2 separate regions of the Mus musculus genome follow, and region 2 is linked to region 1. Evidence: chromatin loops called from intact Hi-C (ENCODE). Cell type or tissue: left cerebral cortex. All regions are shown on one strand.

Region 1 (2,500 bases):
TGATTTCCATACTAAAGGTGATGCCACCAATGCCAACAATGGATGATCATTTACTGCTACCAAATACAGATGATCCTGGACATAAAATTTGATTAAGACCTGATAAGCCCACTGTATATTTAAAATGTATTTAAATCACCTAATCTACTCAACATCATGGTTGACCAATGAAGCATACTCAGTTGTCTTCATCATCTTGGGAATGACTAGAGGCTGTGGTTTGCTGCTGTCCAGACTCATAAAAGTGCAACACATTTTCATGTCATTAGCATCCGAATGAGTCAATGTGCTGTTGGTACTGAATACATCACTTCTGAATTGTAATGCCAAAACCAATAAATAAATAAAATGTAAATAAAACTTTGGTTAATTGGGGGAATGTCCCTGTACCATTTAAAACATTTTAAGTACACTGCTAAGTTTTTGAAATCATGTTTAAGCTTTATATTTAATATTTAAGCCACAGATAAATATTATAGGTGAGGAAAAGTTAGAACTCTTGAGTGAGAATGCTTTTGCCAGGGACCATCGCCAAGCTGACACAGAGCTACTGCTGAGTTTAAAATCCACAACGGGAGGAGAGGCCCTTGGTCTAGCGAAGATCATATGCCCCAGTACAGGGGAATGCCAGGGCCAAGAAGGGGAGTAGGTGGGTTTGGGAGCAAGGCGAGGAGAGGGAATTAGGGGGCTTTGGGGATAGCATTTGAAATGTAAATGAAGAAAATATCTAATTAAAAAAAAAATCCACAAGGAACCACAGCAATTTCCTTATCACAGATGGCCAGGGTGTGGGTGGGTTGGAAATGAGAGAGCGGTTGTGCAGGTAGCTATCAGTTACATATTGAAAGGAAGACTACAGATTCTGGAATCTGACAAGCCAGTATTAGCCTCTTGACGCTGCGATTTCCAAGCTGTGTAAACTTTAGGATAAGCTTCTAAACGTCTCCAAGTCTTTTAAGTCTTTTTAGGAGGGAGCTCAGCTCACAGAACCATTTTTATTTATAATTTATAGTATAAATGATGTATGCTTATATATTTTATTATGCACACCCACACCCTAAAACACCAGTGTGCTCAGCACTGAGACTTGGCTGTTGAATTCAGTATTTGTTTTTCTGCTGCCTCCTTACAAATGAGTACTTGTTTGATTTTCGAAGGGATGGTGCCATCTAGTGTAAAACTGAGTTCACTGCATCCCCACACGTTGACTCCACTTCCATAGCAACGTGACTATAGCTGTTCCTTGTTCTTTATTTTACTTTTTTTTTTTACAATTTTTTATTTTATTTACATTTCAAATATTATCCCCTTTCCCTGTTTCCTCTCTGCAAAGCTCCTATCCTCCCTTACTTTGCTTCTATGAGGGTGCTCCCCCACCCACTCCCCACTCCCACCTCACCACCCTAGCATTCCTCTACACTGGGGCATCAAGCCTTCACAGGACCAAGAACCTCTCCTCCCATTGATGCCACATAAGGCCCATTCAGCTCCTTCAGTCCTTCCCCTAACTCCTCCATTGGGGTCCCTGTGCTCAGTTCGATGGTTGGCTGCAAGCTGCCGCATCTGTATTGGTCAGGATCTGGCAGAACCTCTCAGGAGAAAGTTGTATAAGGCTCCTGTCAGCAAACACATCTTAGCATCCGCTATAGTGTCTGGGTTTGGTGTCTGCACGTGGGATAGATCCCCAGGTGGTGCAGTCTCTGAGTGGCCTTCCCTTCAGTCTCTGCTTCACTCTTTGTCCCTGTATTTTCTTTAGACAGGAGCAATTCTGGGTTAAAATTTTGAAGATGGGTAGGTGGCCCCATTTCTCAACCGGTGGGGGGGGCGTGCCTAACCTCTGGATATGGTCTCAACAGGTCCTCCCTCCTCTTTGTGGGGTATTTCAGCTAATGTCCTCCCTGCTGGGTCTTGGGAGCCTCTTGCTTTCCTGACATCTGGGACTTTCTAGTTGCTACCACCAGTTCCACATCCCCCATTGCTACACACCTCTGTTCAATTTCCTGACCCTCTGTATATTTCCTCCATCTCCTCCCATACCTGATTCTTCCCCTCCTTTTCCTCTCCCCCTCTTCTCTTCCTTCCAATTCCCTTCCGCCTTCTACTTCCCTTGATTATTTTGTTCCCCCTTCTAAGTAGGACTGAAGCATCCACTCTTTGGTCTTCCTTCCTCTTGAGCGTCATATGGTCTGTGAGTTGTATCACCTTGTTCTTAATATAATGCACGCAGATAGTCGAGAATGAGGGGATTCCCCGGGGTTTGTGAACTGTGTTGCTTACACACAAAAAAAGAAGCAAACAAAGATTCGGTTAAACAGCTCATTCAACTGCAGTCATTTGCAAAATGTTTAGGAATACGTGTATAAACTAGACTTTTTGAAATAAACAAAACTACCTTTAAACAGATAAACAACCAAACAGCAAGTGCTGAGAATATTTCTAGAGAAGCCCAGGTTTTAACAGCAGATGCCAGTAAACTGACTGCTCAGAATATCACTTCTGC
Region 2 (2,500 bases), 840 kb before region 1:
GGCTATCTGGCTTATTCTCATTGGTGTAGCAAGTAACCCTTTCACGCATTAGTTGGTTTGTATAGGGTGACTATGTAACCCTTTGGCCTAGTGACTCACTTTGCCTGCCCTTATGGTGGGTTATTATCAGCAAAGCAGCACTACATTTTGATCTTATAGGTCAGCTATTAACATCACAGCTCTTAATGTCACAGGGAATTTTAGAAAGGTCAGGGTGGTTTGTAGTCTTTCTCAGAATTCAGTGTGGGGCAGGGTAGGGGGATTTCTCTGGAAATTGCTATCTTGTTATGGTTATTTTTCTAAGAACAGCTCATTTTGTTTTGGCAGCTGTAGACTCAGTCATTTTGACTGCTATGTTTCTGAAAGTCCCTTCAGAGGGGAAGAGGCTGGGTGGTCTTGAACTTATTTTGGATTCTACAGTACCAGATATGGGTGTTGGAGTTGGAGGTGGGGTTAGGGTAGGCTAACTTATAAACCCAGATATCTATTTACTGGTAACAAAACAGTTAAAGGGAAGATACAATTTATATTGTTTATTCAATAGAGCTTGTATTTTTTTCTATAAAGGGTGAATTAGCAAATACACGAAGTATGAATGTATAGACGCACCATATTAAAGCCACTCTTTCTTTCTGGTTAGTTTATGTTGTCCAAAGCGTTCTACTATAAAAGTAACTTATGAGCACCGGTACAAACAACTCAATCGCTGCATTTGGCCTGTGGCCTTCCTGACCTCTTAATACCTGTTGTCAGGCAGATGGCTAATGGAGATGACAGAAACAAATGTACTGTTGAATAAAACAATTCTCCTCCTCCTCCACAGGATGTCTCTGCAGAGTCTTGGGTGTCCTGGAACTCCCCTGTAGACCAGGCTGGCCTTCAACTCAAGGAATCTGCTTGCCTCTGCTTCCCAGATTGCTGGGATTAAAGGCGTGCGCCACCACACCAGGCCCCAAGTTCTATTCATGTTCCAAGGGCCATGGTACTGAATGGGACAGATCACAATCCAAGTCCTCTAAAGAGAATATCAAAACCTGATTAAGTATTTTAAATAGAGAAGTGGTATGTTTCAGGTCTTCAGGATATTCGTCCCTCTTAAGTTGTAGAAAAAGAGCAGCAACGTTCACATGTACAACCAAGTTCCGACATTCATCGTCAGCAACTCTCAGGTGCGTTTCTAAGGACAAACTGCACAGGCGCTGGAACGCCAGAACCCTGACAACCAAGTGAAAACACATCCACGTGCTCGGGTCTCCTCCCGCGGTGCAAGCTCTTTGAAATCCAACAGAGAAAAATCGTCTTAGCATCCGTTCTTGCACTTTCGACATCGGCTTTTCGGCCATAAACCAAAACAAAATACTTAAATATTAAAAAAAAATAACCCAAACCGATGGTAACTCTTTTCTTGTATTTCTAGGCTCAACAGAGCATTTATTTGGAGTTTCTAGGCCGATCTTGAACGTCTGAGCCTGTGTGGAAACGGCGACACCCCTGGCTGCCGCAGCTGGGGGGGCGTGGCGTCTGTGACGTCATCTCCAGTGGCGCGGGCGACGGAGTTCCTTGGTTTTTCCGCGTGTAGCGTTGCTAACGCCGCCAGTGAAGCTGAGCCCAGGAGCGCGAGCGGCCGCCTTGCTTTCATCTGGTTGTCAGTTCGCGTCCGGGTCTCACGGGGATGGCAGACGATCTGGGAGACGAGTGGTGGGAGAACCAGCCGGCAGCCGCCAGCAGCCCAGGTAAGCTCTCGCCCGCCTCCCTCGTTCCTCCTGCCCTGGTCCTCGCCTCAGCTGCCTTACCCGCGTGTGGCAGTCGTGGCGGTCTGCCCGGAGGTGGAGCGCGGAGCCGTGGGAACATGGGACGGCGCGGGAACTGGGGAGGGACAACACCGTGTCACACGTGGAACGAGAGGGACCCCGTCGCCGCCTGCCAGTCTGAGAGGGCTACTTCCTGCGCTCTGGTTTTCTAGACTTTTTACTATTTTCTTGAGACTAGATAGACCGTTTCTGTACAGTTTGTCATAGTGGTTACCAGTAATCCCTGAACTAGGTTCAGATTGGGAATTCAAATCACAGACTCTGATACTCCGACACATTCTCCTTTTTCCTCACGTGTGAAAGGAGTAATTCTCTCCAAAAAATTGTGAAGATGTAGTGAAGGTAATTTAAAGTTGTATAGCACAACACAATTTTTGGCGTGTAGTATATGTACAAAATATTAAAGTAGCGTGTTCTTTATCATGTGTAGTTCGAGCCAGCAAGGGGCTTAACTCTTCTGCTTTACAGCAAATTCTTTTCTTTTCTTTTCTTTTCTTTTCTTTTCTTTTCTTTTCTTTTCTTTCTTTCTTTTTTTTTTTTTTTTAGACAGGGTTTCTCTGTGTAGCCCTGGCTGTCCTGGAACTCATTCTGTAGACCAGGCTGGCCTCGAACTCAGAAATCCGCCTGCTTCTGTCTCCCAAGTGCCGAGATTAAAGGTGTGAACCACCACTGCTCGGCTCCAACAGTTT

Evidence for each region. Hi-C counts contacts between places; a loop is a spot of excess contacts. Peaks named below come from ENCODE experiments on the same cell type or tissue, not always from the same donor. Only the 100,000 strongest peaks of a DNase experiment are listed, where the experiment ranks them.
Region 2: a loop joins it to region 1, with 2.6 times the contacts of the local background. A loop is called at or near these places in 4 of 42 quality-filtered maps.

What each region holds. Positions count from the first base shown.
Region 1 is chr16:56,770,262-56,772,761 of GRCm38, reverse strand. Adgrg7 (adhesion G protein-coupled receptor G7) reads left to right here. Exons shown (of 16, transcript NM_172825.3): 5 at 2,403-2,500. Among named protein-coding and RNA genes, the nearest start is that of Adgrg7, 24 kb to the left of the region's middle. In left cerebral cortex, a CTCF peak has its summit at 1,175 (motif pointing left); DNase peaks (open chromatin) are centred at 1,157 and 1,561.
Region 2 is chr16:57,605,899-57,608,398 of GRCm38, reverse strand. Cmss1 (cms small ribosomal subunit 1) reads left to right here and starts at 1,532. Exons shown (of 10, transcript NM_025599.3): 1 at 1,532-1,733. The coding sequence starts at 1,673. In left cerebral cortex, no CTCF peak of the experiment used is centred here; DNase peaks (open chromatin) are centred at 1,300 and 1,523; H3K4me3 peaks cover 1,260 bases; H3K27ac peaks cover 631 bases.